Linked DNA regions of Homo sapiens: region 1 is linked to region 2. A link is a loop called in an ENCODE intact Hi-C map of the cell type or tissue named here. Cell type or tissue: CD4-positive, alpha-beta T cell. All regions are shown on one strand. Links, peaks and the distances in the headings refer to the core of each region. The heading gives the core; the rest is flanking DNA. Region 1 overlaps CA5B (carbonic anhydrase 5B). Region 2 has its middle 120 kb from the start of AP1S2.

Region 1 (8,335 bases), core at 179-8,178, 210 kb after region 2:
CTTCTGTCTTCCATAGACACTATAAGTTTCAGGTAAACTTTGAAATCATTCACATTAGTTTACATCCAGGAAGGTGAAAAAAAAGATTCAAAATCAATATAATATTTGAATTTTAAAAACTCTTTTAAATTGTGTTTCTTTTAAACTAGGTAGGTAACACTGTTTATTTAACAAAATTACCAGATCATAAGTTTCCATTTCTCTAATACATGACTAGTCTTTGCAACCTAATGCACACATGAATATCCTTTTGGCCCCATTTCAAGTGTATTGTAATCTGCTAAGTTAACTCTGATTAAACAATGTTACTATTTAATGTAAAAGTTCTCATAAAGTCAACAAGCAAAGGAAAAAAATTAGTACATATTCAATATACACATACAAAATAAATTTCTGGTAAAACTTCCATTGCACACCTATGCTCTATACCAATTATAAATCTATACATAGAGAGATAGAGATATATTTATTAATTAAAAATACTACCTATACTAGTTGAAGAAAATATGCATAAAAACTAGAAGGAATTTTTTTTCACACATTCAAAAAGTTAAGATCAATGAGTTCCATGCCATTGCTCACAAAGAGGTCAATACTATCATGGAGAGAGTTTGATGTGTCCTCTGTTAACATGACACTGTTTCTTTAACTCCTTACAAGACCACCAGATCTTGCCCTCACCTGATTTATCTGTAGAATCTTCAAATTCCACGAGGAAAGAGTACCCATTATTCCAGACGTGGAGGCAGGTGGCTGGGTCATAAGAGATGGTCAGTGGTTTTAAGCCGGGATCATAAACACTGTCCCTCCACCGAATGTTGATGGGTGACTGGCGATCGCCCCCAGGAACCAGGTCCACGCTCTCCCAGAGTGGATGCACTAGGAGAAAGCAGGTCAGCCTATTATCAAGACTGTTGGACCGAGTGCAGTGGCTCACTCCTATAATCCCAGCACTTGGGGAGGCCAAGGCGGGTGGATCACTTGAGGCCAGAAGTTTGAGACCAGCCTAGGAAACACGGCGAAACCCTGTCTCTACAAAATATGCAAAAAATTATCCAGGCGTGGTGGTACACACCTGTAGTCCTAGCTACCGGGGAAGCTAAAGTGGGAGGATTGAGCCCGGGAGGTCGAGGCTGTTGTGAGCCATGATAGCACCACTGCACTCCAGCCTGGGCAACAGACCCAAACCATGTCTCAAAAGAAAAAAAAAAAAGCCTGTCTACTGTACTTCTAGAGAACCTGTCAGGGCTAATGGAAACTAAAAGCCTTAGGAATTAGCCACTATGATGGTTACTTTTAGCTGCTGACTTGACTGGATTAAAGGATACCTAGAAACCTGGTAAAGCATTATTTTGGGGTGTTTCTCTGGGGGTGTTTACAGAGGAGACTAGCATGTAATTCTGAGTGGACTAGGTGGGAAAGATCTGCCCTTAATGTGGGCAGGTATCATCTAAACTGCTGGGGGGCCAGAGAGAACAAAAACATGGAAAAACTGAATGTGTCCATCTATCTGCTGAATCTTGGATACACTCTTCTGCTCCTGTCCTTGGGTAACAGCTACAGGCTTCCCAGCCTTTGGACGCCAGAACTTACACCAGCACCTCTCTGGGTTCTCAGGCATTTGGCCTCAGACTGAGAGTTATACCATCAGTTTCCCTGGTTCTAAGGCCTGTGTCTTGGACTGTCCCATACTACCAGTATCTCAGGGTCTCTGGCTTGCAGATGGCCTGTCATGGGACTTCCCAGCCTCTATAATCATGTGAGCAATTTCCACTAATAAATTCCCTCTCATCCATCTCTCTATATACCTTATTGGTTCTGCTTCTGGAGAACCCTGACCAATACAGCCACTTAGGGGTTTAATGGATACACAAAAGTAGAGGATAAAGATAGGTCAGAGAGCACCTGGCAGAGGAATAGCATTTTGGCATCTTGCAAAACCAACACATCTCAGTCTGCTTACTAAGCTCACCTAAACCAAGTGCAATCAGTGCTGTGATCACAATATAATGCATGGAGTTTGGTGCCATGTGGAAATAGGGTATTCATAAATGAGTTTCTTTTCTTCATCGAGAATTTCCCAACCCCCAACTCCCCAAAGTGGCTTTAAATACAAAGACAAATTAATTCAATTTTCAATAACAGATTTATTTTCAAAAAAGGAAATGGGAGAACTTTGGGAAAGGAAACATTGAATCAGTATTGTCAGCGTTTAATTGGTTGGCTGGTAGAAAAAAAGGCTTGCGTAGCCTGCATCCTGTAAGATGCTCGCCCCACATAACTGTGCGTGCTGAGTTGAGTTCACCTCCTATGTAAGCAAACTCTGAGGACCAGGCAGCCATCCTGCAAAACCTGGGTAGAACATCGGCATTGCTAAGGTCCCTGGAGGTTGCAGTGTGTCACAGGGATGTGGAGATTATCTATTAAGGTGTACACATATAATTTATCCTCCACAGGCACTGAAGACATTGCTGATGCTGATTTTCTTCCAGAGTCAAGCACCAGGTCTCTGTAGCAAGTCCCTGATAAGTATCAGCAGACTTGCTGATAACACAGATCAGCCTGTTGAGACCCCCAAGTGTGATGAGCAGAACCAATGTACATCAGTTTGGGGTGGTCCATTTCCCTGTCCTTTAGAAGTACCATGGATGGGTAGAATCAAGAACAACAGGAAAACTAGGAGAAACATGAAGGAAATAATTACCAACGACCCTCTGCATCTCGCCCCACCACTAAGAATAAGGATGACACTGGCTGGGCATGGTGGCTCATGCCTGTAATCCCAGCACTTTGGCGGATCACGAGGTCAGGAGATCGAGACACAGTGAAACCCTGTCTCTATTAAAAATTAGCCGGGTGTGGTGGCACACGCCTGTAGTCCCAGCTACTTGGGAGGCTGAGGCAGGAAAATCGCTTGAACCCGGGAGATGGCGATTGTAGTGAGCCGAGATTGCGCCACTGCACTCCAGCCTGGGTGACAGAGTAAGACTCTGTCTCAAAAAAAAAAAGAATAAGGATGAGACTAAGGTAGTTGTTTTGTTACTCTGTCAAATCCCTCACGTATGGCAGCATCATCTCCTATTTCCATGAAAAGCAGAAACCTGCCTCTGGTTTACTCTGACAGAGCAGATAATCCTCTTCCTTCGGTAATTGCTGAAAGCCGGAAGTCAATACCTTTTTTTTTTTTTAGATGGAGTCTTGCTCTGTCTCCCAGGCTGGAGTGCAGTGGCATGATCTTGGCTCACTGCAACCTCCGCCTCCTGGGTTCAAGCAATTCTCCTGCCTCAGCCTCCTGAGTAACTGGGATTACAGGCGCATGCCACCACACCCGGCTAACTTTTGTGTATTTTTAGTAGAGATGGGGTTTCGCTGTGTTGGCCCGGATGGGCTTGAACTCCTGGCCTCAAGTTATCCACCCACCTCAGCCTCCCAAAGTGCTGGGATTACAGGCGCAAACCACTGCGCCTGACCGTAAGTCAGTATCTTAACCTCAGTGTTTTGTTTTGTTTTGTTTTATTTATAAAAATGCTCCAGCAATACAGACAAAGAGCTCTCCTGAGAGTGCCTAAATCAGTGGTTTTCAACAGAGAAAGCAATTCAGTCCCCCAAAAACATTTGGCAATGTCTGGAGACATTTTCAGATGGCAAAACTGGGAGAGGGTGCTAGTGACATCTAGTGGTTAGAGGCCAGGGATGCTGCTAAAGATCCTATAATGCCCTGGATGGGCTCCCCCCGACAAGACAAAGAAGCATCCTGACCCAAAAGCCAATAGTGCCAAAGTTGATAAACCCTGGTCTAAAGATAAAAGGTGCATGCAAACTCATAATACTCTTTTCTTTCTATTTCTTCATATAATGCAGTACTGTCATCTCTGGAGAGGTCTGAACCCAATGTTCTGGGTTTTTTTCTTTCCTCAGTATAAAACAACTTGTGAAGAACAAGAACTTTAAAGAACAAGAAGTTTCTGTTTCAGAAAACTAAAATGGAAAATGCACATGAACTGGCACATCTGAAATGGAATCTGGGCCATACTGTCATAATCTAATTAGAATGCAAATTCCTTGTGGGCAGGAGCCACATCTTCCTCCTTTTTTGTTGCCCTGTGGTATCTTATTAAACATATGCCCTTCTGGAAAACATCCTATTAGGTACTATGTTCACTATCTGGATGACAGGATCAATAGAAGCCCAAACCTCATCACCATGCAATATACCCATGTAACAAATCTGCATATGTAAACCCTGAATGTAAAATAAAAATAGAAATTTTAAAAAAGAAAGAAATTAACAATTTGAAAAAGCAATCATGGCAACTACGCAGCAGCCAACATCATAAAATATACAACCTCAGGGTCTAAAAATGTTTAGTAATTTTATCCAATAACATATAATATACCGTATTTTTCATCTTAGAGGGAAAGATGATCTTAAATTTCTGTTACATTTGGTTCTGTTATATCCACCCAAACACTTGGATTCATATTCATCATGAATAAACATCTCTTTTAAAGGCAAAAATAAAAAATAAAATAAACATATGCCCTGTAACATATCCAACTGCCATTGTTGGGGGGGAAAAGCTCAAATTCAAATGACTTGAAAGGATTCAAATGATCTGAAAAATGATTCAAATTGTGTTAATTTTTTAACTTCTAGAAAGCCCTTGAAAGGCCCTGATTCTGTTTGTAAAGATTCCTGACACAAAGAGACTATGCACCTTCCCCTCTGAGACACTCAGACTGTGGCTGATAATTTGAGAGTACACACTCTTCAAAGCCATTCAATGAGGGTCTCCTGTGACAACTAGGGAAGAACTGGAGTGATTAGGTCCCTAAGACGACGCCTTGGTCATCCTTAATTTTTCCCCATCTCATGCATGAAATGGGAAGTATCAACACTCACACTCATGCAAATACCAGCCCAAGAAAACTGAGCCTGTTCCTTCAATTGCTCTTTAATGACCATAATGACAAGATCAGTTTATGCCCTTGAGTTTACAAGTTCAGCTTCCAGAAGGTTTCTTTCCTCCTACCCACCTCCCTCCTCCTTTACTAAACTAGACCATCTAGGTTAGACCATCCAACTCACTGTGTGGGGAGGGGGTCCTTGGTCACTGCCCCCTTACTGAAGCCAATTTTTTGCCAAGGGTTTGTTTTGCTAAAGATAAACTGACACTTTTGTTCTCTCCTACTCCCTTCCTTTTCCTCTATTTAAGCAAAAATCAGATCGAAACAATTTCCTGGTTGTTGCTCATATTTTACCTCAAAAATAAGATGATTAAGTGGTCTAACAGAAGCTTCATTTTCAGGTTCTTCTTGTATAGGGAAAATGAAATAAACAGATAATGATTTTATCAACTGTGGTTTATGCTAACAAAGGCATACTGTCATTAAGAAAGTGTTGGCCGGGTGCGGTGGCTCATGCCTGTAATCTCAGCACTTTGGGAGGCCGAGGCAGGCAGATCACCTGAGGTCAGGAGTTCAAGACCAGCCTGGCCAACATGGTGAAACCCCATCTCTACTAAAGATACAAAAAATTAGCTGGGCGTGGTGGTGCGCACCTATAATCCCAGCTACTCGGGAGGCTGAGGCAGGAGAATTGCTTGAAACCAGGAGGTGGAGGCTGCAGTGAGCTGAGATAGATTGTGTCATTGCACTCCAGCCAGGGCGACAGGTCAAGACTCCGACTCAAAAAAAAAAAAAAAAAAAAAAAAAAAAAAAAGGTGTCAGTAATTTCTAGCTGATGGGCAACAAAAGCCCTGCAAAGGATTCCATGTTGAGGAAGTGCTTGATTTTAGTTGTTTATATGAGTAGTCCTAGGTTTGGTTTATTTTGTGCTTTAGCACTGTCTTAGTCCATTCAGCCTGCTATGACAGAATGTCATAGACTAGGTGGCTTATAAATAAGAGAAATTTATTTCTCACAGTTCTGGAGTCTGGGAAGTCCAAGATCGAGGCACCAGCAGACTGGGTGTCCGGCAAGGTCCTGTCTTCTGGTTCATAGACAGCCTCCTTGCTGTCTTCACATGGTACAAGGTACGAGGGAGCTCTCTGGGGTCTCTTTTATATTGGGAACTAATCCTATTCATGAGAACTCTGCCCTCACGATCTAATCACCTCCCCAAAGCCCCACCTCTTAATACCATCACCTTGGTGGTTAGGATTTCAACACACAAATGTTAGGGGGTCATGAACATTCAGTTTGCTGCAACCACCTATTTCCCCAGCTTTGGCACTGTCCTTCTTTCAGCCCTTGAAACACGGAAAGCTCATTCCTGCCTTAGTCCCTTTCTTCGTGCTCCTCCTCCACAGAAATCAACTACCCCTCATTTGGCTCAGGGCTGGCTCCCATTATCTTTAGGTCTTGGGCTTAATTGTTACCTCCTTGACAAAGTGACCTCTGGCTACTCTCTTATAATATGATCACTTCATATTATAATTTTTAAATCATAGCACTCCGATTTTTCTTTCATGACATTTATTACATAGGTGCAGTTATAATTATATGCGTATGTGTCTAATTATCTGCCTTCCTCACTGCTCTGTAAGCCAGCTGGCTTTCGGTTAATACTTGTGGATGGAATAAGATGAGGAGCATCACTGGGAAGATTTGTGCTATGGTGTGAATGTATACGTCTCCTCAAAATTTAGCCAGGCAGCAGTGGCTTGCACCTGTAATCCCAACACTTTGGCAGGCCAAGGTGGGCAGATCAATTGAGGTCAGTAGTTTGAGACCAGCCTGGCCAACATGGGGAGACACCATTTCTTGTAAAAATACAAAACATTAGCTGGGTGTGGTGGCTCATACCTGTAGTCCCAGCTACTTGAGAGGCTGAGGCAGGAGAATCTCTTGAACCCGGGAGGCGGAGGTTGCAGTGAGCTGAAATTGTGCCACTGCACTCCAGTCTGGGCAAGAGAGCAAGACCCTGTCTCAAAAAATAAAAAAATAAAAATAAAAAAATAAAACCCAAAAATGTACACGCTGAAATCCTTTTCCCCAAGGTGATGGTATTAAGAGCTGAGGCCACTGGGAGGTGACATAGTCACGAAGGCAGAGCTCTCATGAACGGGATTAATACCCTTATAAAAGAGGCTTGAGAAAGCTTCTGAGCTCCTTCCACCACGTGAGGATGCAGCAAGAAGGCAAATTCTTTGAAGCAAAGAGAACCCTCATCAGACACTGAATCTACTGGCACCTTGGTTTTTTGGACTTCCTGGCCTCCAGAACTGTGAGCAACAAATTTCTGTTGTGTATAAATTATCTAGTCTGAGGTACTTTGTTATAGCAGCCCAAACAGAATAAGACAGTTTGCTTCTCCTTTTTGCTTTATTTCATTATTTTTCTTTAAGAATCATTCAGGTTTATCTCTTCTTCACCTTTCCCAGAACAGCGGCCTAGTTCAGAACCCTAACCCCCAGACTTCATACAAAGCCTCTTGGTTGCTTTTCCTCTTTTCTAACTCTCCTCTACTCCTGAGTTCTGCCACTCAGCAATTTTCCTAAATAACCACCTTTGTCACATTGCTCCTACGCTAAAAACAGTATATCAAGTTGTAACTTCTATGTTCAATGCCCAGGTTTTCCTATTAGAACCCATCTCACTTATCTAATCTCATTTTCCTCATTCTTCCCAAACTCTGGTGTTCCTATGTACTTTTCTTGTCATGCTGTTCCCCTTAGCATGCTACTCTTCTTACAACTGCCTGCCTACACAAGTTTATGTCTACTTTGGGGTTTTTTTTTTTTTTTTGAGATGGAGTCTCGCTCTGTCACCCAGGCTAGAGTGCAGTGGCACGATCTTGGCTCACTGCAACCTCCACCTCCTGCGTTCAAGCAATTTTCCTGCGTCAGCCTCCCGAGTAGCTGGGATTATAGGTGCCTGTCACCATGCCCGGCTAATTTTTGTGGGTTTTTGTTGTTGTTGTTGTTGCTTGTTTGTTTTTGAGACAGAGTCTCGCTCTGTCGCTAGGCTGGAGTGCAGTGGCGTGATCTCAGCTCACTGCAACCTCTGACTCCCAGGTTCAAGCGATTCTCCTGCCTCAGCCTCCCACGTAGCTGGGACTACAGGCACCCACCATAATGCCCAGCTAATTTTTCTATTTTTTAGTAGAGACGGGATTTCACCATGTCTTCAGTAGCCAGGATGGTCTCGATCTCTTGACCTTGTGATCTGCCCGCCTTGGCCTCCCAAAGTGCTGGGATTACAGGCGTGAGCCACCGCACCTGGCCTAATTTTTGGTATTTTTAGTAGAGATGGGGTTTCACCATCTTGGCCAGGCTGGTCTTGAACTCCTGACCTCGTGATCCACCCGCCTTGGCCTCCCAAAGTGCTGGGA
Region 2 (8,335 bases), core at 228-8,227:
AGACCTACTTTTAGTTTGAGAAATCCTCATACTGTTTATACTGTTTTCCATAGAGGTTTTACTAATTCACATTCCCACCAGCACTGTATAAGCATTCCCTTTTCACCCCATCCATGCCAACATCTATTGTTTTTTGACTTTTTAATAATGGCCATTCTGTCTGGGGTAAGATCGTATCTCACTGCGGTTTTAATTTGCATTTCCCTAATGACTGATAATGTTGAGCATTAAAATTTTTCTTTATTAAATAATAAATTAACCTTAACTTACTTAAAATTTTTACTTTATAAACTCTTTAATTAAACTAATTTTGACTCTTTTATAATCACACTTAAAACACAAACACCTTGTACAGCTGTACGAAAATGTTTTCTTTATGTTCTTATTCTATAACTTTTTTCTGTTTTTATGTTTTTCTAAAAAAAATTTTGAATGTCTTTTGTTAAAAACTGAGACACAAAAACACACATTAGGCTAGGCCTACACAGAGTCAGGATCATCAAGACGTCACTAGGCATCAGGAAATTTTAGCTCCATTATAATCTTAAGGGACCACCATAATACATGTGGTCTGTTGTTGACTGAAATGTTGTTATGCAGCATATGACTGTGTAACGTAAACATCCTACTTTTCAACTTCCTATTACCCCTTGCTTTGCTTTTTTAAAAATAAATTTCTGCCCCAGTTCTGATTTCCAGACCAAATACTCCTTAGTAATCTGCACTTCAAGTGTAACATAAGTCGCAAAAAGATCAGCAGATATTATAGTTCTGCTCCTGCCTGAAGCTAAAAGATAGGGAAGAAGCTCTCTAGCACTTGCTAAGCTAGACTATTTGCCATGTCATTTCCTGGCACATAATTATACTGCTTGCTCACGACTATTCTACTTTCTGTCCTTCCGTAAATTGTAAATGACAGTTTGGAAGCTGTTGGCTGAAAATTCTGAAAAAGAAACCTTTACAAAGAGAGGCAAGGATAAAATCATGGTCAATTTAAAGTGGTTGCTGATAAGCTGGCCCTGAGAAGCATCCTCAAGTTAGCATGCTGTGAAAGAAATGGAATTTCCTGTCTCTTCCTCTTCCCCACCTGCACTCCTACCACCTAGAGTCTCAAAGCATGTGATCCACTCAAAAATCCAAATTTCACTGGAATGAATTGGAAAGCCCAGTGTTTAGAAGCCTTTCCCTGTCTGCTAGAGTAACATACAGCAGACTTTTACACTTAGGGCAGACAGAAAAGCTTCTACCATGTCCAGATGTTGCCCTATACTCACAGCCTTCACCCCTCCCCACAAATGGCATGCATCAAAAGACCATCAAAAAGAGCCATTCTGTGAAAAAGAAAATCTGCCATTTTCAGGGTCTAATATCTGGTCTGCTTTGGTTTCCTTCCCGGGAACTGGTGAAAAAAAAAATCCCTTCTGCCCTAGTAGCTACATGATTTAAGACATATTTTGTTAACCTCCTAGGGGAGATGGATCCACCTAATTCACCAATCGCTCATCCACTCTCCATTGTGTCCAGGATCTCAGCAAGTGGGATGAGATAGCTAGCCTGAGTTAAATAACTAAGTCTGGCCAGCTTTCATGGAAATACAGAATGTGGAGACCAGAACAAAGTTCATAGTCCTTATGGGAATGACATCCAAGACCTTGACCTTTTACCACTACCCAGCCCACTGAGCTAATAATCCATAGATACCCAGCATAGACTTTCATAATTGTCTATATTTCTTCAAACACATGCAGACCTCAGCACCTTCAGGAATTTCTGGTTTTAAACCTCCAACATCTAATTTTTATTTCCCAAAAGGTTTTCATTCTTTGCCCTTCCCCATAAGAAGCCTGAGAATAAGGACCAGGGCACAGAACCATCTCTCACTGATCCTCCTTCTTGATCTAACTTACCTTTTCAACTACAGTCAAAGATCTAAGATTCCCTGTAAACCAACCACAGCTGCAGACTTCTGAGGATATTCTCTATGTATGGTACTGTGCTAAGAGTACAATTGTAAGAAGTCAAGCATTAAATGGGAGGCGAAAAGCTTCAGTGCAGAGTGACTGTAAAGGAGGAAGTTATCCTCAAATGCTGGGCAAGGCAGAGAAGGCCTCACAGAGGACATGACCTTTGCTGTCTGTTCTCCTTCCCCCAAAACTGCTTTTAACTTCTTGGACAGGCCATTCTCTTCCCACCCCAAGTACCTTGCAGATACTATTGCCTCTCCCTAGACCCTGATCCCTTCCCACAGTTCATCTCTACACAACTTTCAGACAGGGGCTCTTTTGTTTCTATCTCAAGAAAACATTTTCTGAGCAAGATGTTAATGTTACTGTAGTTCAGAAAATCTAAGATGACATTAACTGTAAGATCCACAAAAAATTCATATACCACTAAGAAAAGCATACCAAAAATTAATTTCTGACCTACTATCAATCATAATGCACATCCAATTTCACAGATGTCAAATGTACAGCAAGGGGGATATATACCTTAGAACGAATGAAATCTGCAGTTTGGTACAAGTTAGCGATTTTTCAGAAAGACTTAATACTTGAGCTGAATTAGGACAAATACCTAATGCATGCGGGGCTTAAAACCTAGATGACGGGTTGATAGGTGCAGCAAACCACCATGGCACATGTATACTTATGTAACAAACCTGCATGTTCTGCACATGTATCCCAGAACTTAAAGTAAAATTAAAAAAAAAAAAAAAGAAAGAAAGAAAGAAACTAAAAAAAAAAAAAAAAAAAAGAGAAAGAAAGGAAGTATACCAAAACATCAAATGTGAGATTATCCCTGGGTGGAAGGATAGCAGTTGATGTTTTAAATCTTATTTTAATTATTTTCTTGGGATTTCCAGAACTTTCTACAATCAATATATTATCTCTTTTACAAAACAAACAAACAAAAACCACCTGAGCTGAAAGGTGATGTCACCTCCCATGATGTTGTCTTTCAGTGTGAGACAGAGAATTTTGCTCATGAGAATTCCTAGGGAAGTCGCAAGTGATGGGAAGACCCAGAAGGCCTGCTTTTTGTTAGAGAATTTGGAAGTTTGCCTAACATTTGGTGGAGAGAGACAGGGGTCGGGGGTGGAGAAATCAGCTAAGAGCTTCTGAGGCAATGGAGAGTTGTGCAGGATGCATGTAAAACCCTCCTCTATGTGAGCCCCAAAGCTGTATAAAATCTCCAACCCAACCAGCCTGCATGGATGATTTTTTGAAAAATGGTGGAGGAGCCTTGAACTCTGGTAAGCTCAGAGCAGAATCAAGGTGATCAACATGAATTCAGTTATAGAGATGGAAAAGATCCTGTGGAAGTCCGGCCTGGAATTGAGAATACAGTGGGAAGAGCCCTGCATTTGCTCAAGCTGTGCCATTGGGGGCTCTCAGCCACAGTAATCTCCCGGAGAGGGAGGTGGACTCCAGGTGAACTGACACACATAGCTTCATCTTCTACCTGCCTGGGGAGCAGGGGAACTGCCACCAACAGAATGCGCATTAGAAATGATCAGGAGGTCAAGACTCTAGAACCCAGAGAAGTTAAAGAAATTTGACCCATCGAATGCCATGTAGGGTTACATAGCTGGTGGGCGCTAATGTTTGCTAGAAATGTTTATGCTTTGCTTTGCAATATAACAAAATGTGTTTACGAGACCCAGACAGCTTTGGAAGGATTGATCAAGCTGTCCTGTGCAGGTCACTTGGGCTGAGATGGCAGAATAAACTTGTTTTCCAGCCAGTCTCAAATCAGTCTCCTAATGACTTTAAGTAGAAATGAAGGCACAGAGTGTCTTTGCAATAGGACCCAGGAGACTAACCCCAGTCAGAAGGGAAACAAAGAACACCCCAAGAAGTAGAAGACATAGGCCCTGTGGGCTGTTTATACTTTCCCTAAATGTGGGTAGCAAAGGCTCAGTGGCATGGGCTGGCAGTCCTGCAGAGACAAAGTCCTCTAGCACTGCAGGCTCTGGATTGACATTGGGGTTTCAATGCAGCATGACAAACTAAGGGTAAGCAGTAAAGCACTTGTGCAAAGCAGGCTAGGTGGGGGCTGTGGGAGCTCCACTGAAAGGGGAGCCAGGATCAGCAATTGCTGATTATTGCCGCATGAAGAAGTAAGCATGCGCCTCTAGATCTTCCAGTGAAGGAGATAAATGGAATCCTGGTGTTCGTGGTAATTTTCTGGATCTGTAAATGTTGGTAACTAACATAATTTTTAATTCTCTGAGAACAGTCTGAAGAATTGATTTATCCATCAGGCTTCCCCTTTACTACCTCCAGGTGAGGGCTTTCAGGGAGGTCTAGCCTTCCACCTCACCCTCCTAACCTCACAGGAATCCTCTATAATTGCTGAAGGAGCTGCTCTAAATTAATGGCCACAGAAGAGAAGTGCCTGCTGAATGCACTGAGTGCTGCTTGAGGCAGGGAAGGAGGAACCAGCAGAGGATGTTCTAGTAAATTGGTCACCACGTGGTAGCAAGTGCAATGGATTGCTCCATCTCAAGGGCTCTCTTCCACCAGCCCAAAACAGCCAATTCCACCCAATTCCCATGAGGAAGGGAAGCTATCCAAGCACAGCTAGGCAGGCACGGTTCCAGCAGCCGGAAGAGCCTGTGTAAGGATTTTGAGGCAGCCAAGTATTTGGTCTTCTTGGGAAACCAAAGGAATACCCATGTGGCTGGATCAGGGTAAACTAGCAGGGTGAAGAGAAGGCAGGTGACAGTAGTGTGAGATAAGGCTAGAGCAGTGGGTTGGATCCCAGGGCCTGGGAGTCTGCAGCTGGGGTTGGTTTACAGGGAATCTTAGATCTTTGGCTGTAGTTGAAAAGGTAAATTAGATCAAGAAGGAGGATCAGTGAGCCGTATCCCAGGGCCTGGGGGTGCCATGTTAAGGATTTGGGCTTTATCCAAGAGCTATGGGGAATTACTGGGTGGATGCAAACAGGGGAACAGACTGACTTTATTTGTGTTTAAGAAAGATCATCATTTTAGAGCAGAGTTTCTCAACGTGGGCACTATTGATATTTGGGGCCAGATAATTGTTTGTTGTGGGAGGCTGTCCTGTACATTGTAGGAGGCTTAGCAGCATCCCTGGCCTCTACCCACTAGATGCCAGTAGTAACGCCTTCCCCAGTTGTGACAAGCAAAAATGTCTCCAGGCATGTCCAAGTGTCCCCTAGGGGACAGTATTGCCCCAGTTGAGATCCACTGCTTTACAGGATGGGTCCTAAGGACATCAGTGGTTGTAGGGAGACCAGTTAGGAGGTGATTACAGAAGCCCAAGGAAGAGATCATTGTGACTTGGACAAGTGTGTGGTTTTGAGAAAGAATAATGCTAACTTTCCTCACAACAACCTATTTGGTAGGTACTATCGACTACATTTTACAGATGAGGAAACTGAGGAACAGAGTTCAAGAAACTTTCCCATGATAAGAGAGCCAGGATTCAAGCAGACAGTTGGGATAGAATTGGGATATATTTTAGAACCAGAATCAATAGGACTTAGTGATGGTATAATGTGAGAGAAGGAAAGGGGAAATGACAAGGTTACTCCAGTTTGGGGCTTAAGTTGTGGTGGGTGAAGGTGAGATTTACTGAGTACAGCATACTATAAGAGGAACAGATTACTGGGGGACAGGAGAGGGAGTCAAAAATTCCATTCCAGGCAATGTTATATGGGGGACCAGAACACCAAATATGAAGGATTGTTGAGCTGAAGATAATTAAGAAGAAGCAGATGCAGGAAAGCTCTCTGCCCTCCCTCTACTTGCCTAAAAGCAGGATATAGATTTACGAAGACAAAAGGTATCCTGCCTCCACCCCTTCTACCAAGAAAAACAAAGATTAATCACTGAAGAAAATGGCAGATCCATACTGGCCAAGAGATGGTACCAGAGCTTTACTTACTAGCCTTTAACTGCAGTTTGCCTTTCCACAAGTTGCCACACCCATAGAGATTCAAGATCCTTTTCCTTTGACTTTTAATTTCTCTAAAAGTTTACTATTCTTTACTGAAGATGCTATTTAAGCTGGAATTCAAAGCCACCTCTTTGAGAACTCCTCACTTTCTGGGTGTCTCCTATGTACATGGAAAATATACATGTTTTAAAAGTTCTGTTTTTCTCTTGTTAATCTGTCTTTTGTCAAAGGGGTCGAATCCAACTAAGAACCTATAAGGGTTATTCTTCCTTTACCGTTCCAGCGATGAAGGTGAGACTTTTCTGGGACATCCCACTCGTTCCAGGGCCTGTAGATAGGATCCTCAGAAAACTGGCTGAAGCTAGCAAAAGGGTAAGAAATTGTTACCAAAGTCAGCTCTCCTAGATCTCTCTCTGTCTATAGTGCTCAGTTGAGAGAAGGAGGCAAAAATTTCTCCTGGCCCTTTCTTTTCAAATTCAGATTGGCAGGAGAAAAACTTTTATGAGAATTAGCTTGAATTGTGACTTTTGGTCTTGAGGCATACGTTTGTTATTGATCTCTTCCCTCCCATGGACAGCTATTATTTTCCCTTTTGTCTCATTTTATTTCCTGAGAACTTGGCTTGGCTTTTTGCCTGTTGAGGGCACATGGGTTATCAGTCCTGCATATGCAGGCAGCCCACCGAAAGGCTGGATATAAATGTGGGTTGTACCCCATTTGCAGCTAGTATACTGACTGTTGCCAGCTCTCAAAGAGTCTAAGTCTTTCTTTCTTCCGACTGTCTTTGGGAGTGGCTCTGGATCTTGAGAGGGCTGCGTCTTTTCACCTGTTTGGAGATGCCTTTTATGCCTGTGGTTAAGCCATAAAAAGCTTATTGGTTTTAGTCTAGAGTCACTTGGTAGATATGCCTTTGGTTTAGAAAGTTTCACTTAAAAGTTTGGTTTCTGATCATCAGAGCTTGAAAGGAGCAATTTTCTTTTTCTTTTCTTTTCTTTTTTTTTTTTTTTGAGACAGAGTCTCGCTCTGTAGCCCAGGCTGGAGTGCAATGGCCTGACTGACCTCAAGTGATTCTCCTGCTTCAGCCTCCCGAGCAGCTGAGGTTACAGGCGCCCGCCACCACGCCTGGCTAATTTTTGTGTTTTTAGTAGAGATGGGATTTTGCTATTTGGCCAGGCTGGTCTCGATCTCTTGACCTTGTGATCCACCCGCCTCGGCCTCCCAAAGTGCTGGGATTACAGGTGTGAGCCACCACACCCAGCAGAAGCAATTTTCTTTAAGAGGCCACTCTGTTCTCTCCATCTGATACTGCTTCTCCTGTAAGAACTTCTTTGTGAACTGAAACCCCTCTTCTTCAATCCCTGCTGACTATGTTATCTGACCCCTCTGTCTGCTTCTTTTCTTGTGGGCACAATTTTTCTTAAGAACAATATGGAACTTCATTGGCTCCTTTAGAAAACTTAAGATCTCCCCAGATTGGTTCCTCTAAGCCTCAGTCACTTGGACTTTAGGATCCAGCTCTCCAAGGACTTTGGGGCCGCAAAAAGCAACTACTTGAAGCTGAAAAGGAAAAAGATTAATTAGAAATAAACTGGTACCTAAAATTTAGTCCACAGCCTCCATGGGATTGACCTCTGATGTTAAGCAATTTGCCCCAAGACTCCTTCTTGGAGGAAAGCTTGTATTCTTTGTGTGTGCCTTTGAAACTGAATTTTCTACCTCATCTTAACTGAGAGCCATCCCTTTTAAAGTGCTAACTTCAGTGAGATGACTCATCAGAAGGAAAAAAGCTTTCTGGAAATTGGGCAAATGAAAAACCTCAAAGGTGTTTTCCACAAATATTAGAAAAAGCTTTGGCTATCTGAGCAGGTAACCTTAATTTGTCCCATTTGCCAAAAACATAATTTGGTTCCAGCTTTTCTTTTATAAGCTAGTGACTTTTGTATTACTGTACCTGGCACATAGTTAAAGTTTTAGCATGAAAACTATAAGGTCTTTGTGCCTATCTGGATGTGTAGGTATGTTTACATATGTGTATATGTTTCTGTGTTATGTATGCATATTTTCTACCTGCAGATGGTATTGCCAAAATTAATTTGTAAAAGAGCCCTATTTAGTTGGCTTAAAGAAAAATAAGTGTAAATTACATATTCTTAAAACTTCTAGAAATATAGGAACTAACCCAAAAACTTTTCAAGTTCACATGACATGGGTAAATCTTTAGTAAATAAGACTAGTTCAACATTGTTGGTTTAATAAAAACAGCTGTGTCTTACAAGTTATCCGCTTTAAAAATAATATGAAAATTAACATTTTTATTCTTGTTCTACCTGGATTCACTACTCAAATAAGTTTATGTTATCTTTACTAGAGGTTTAAGATTATGAAACTATGAGATCAACCTAAGAACAAAT

The links. A loop is a pair of places that touch in the nucleus more often than their neighbours do. Peaks named below come from ENCODE experiments on the same cell type or tissue, not always from the same donor. Only the 100,000 strongest peaks of a DNase experiment are listed, where the experiment ranks them.
Region 1: it touches region 2 in a loop (6-fold over the local background); 14 of 110 quality-filtered maps call a loop at or near these places.

The regions. Positions count from the first base shown.
Region 1 is chrX:15,757,122-15,765,456 of GRCh38, reverse strand. It overlaps CA5B (carbonic anhydrase 5B), which reads right to left. Exons shown (of 8, transcript NM_007220.4): 3 at 682-879. CA5BP1-CA5B (CA5BP1-CA5B readthrough) reads right to left here. Exons shown (of 12, transcript NR_160544.1): 6 at 682-879. Among named protein-coding and RNA genes, the nearest start is that of CA5B, 23 kb to the right of the region's middle. In CD4-positive, alpha-beta T cell, for the core only: a CTCF peak has its summit at 3,661 (motif pointing left); DNase peaks (open chromatin) are centred at 3,676 and 7,096; H3K27ac peaks cover 2,814 bases.
Region 2 is chrX:15,970,337-15,978,671 of GRCh38, reverse strand. No RefSeq gene overlaps it. Among named protein-coding and RNA genes, the nearest start is that of AP1S2, 120 kb to the right of the region's middle. In CD4-positive, alpha-beta T cell, for the core only: no CTCF peak of the experiment used is centred there; a DNase peak (open chromatin) is centred at 5,171.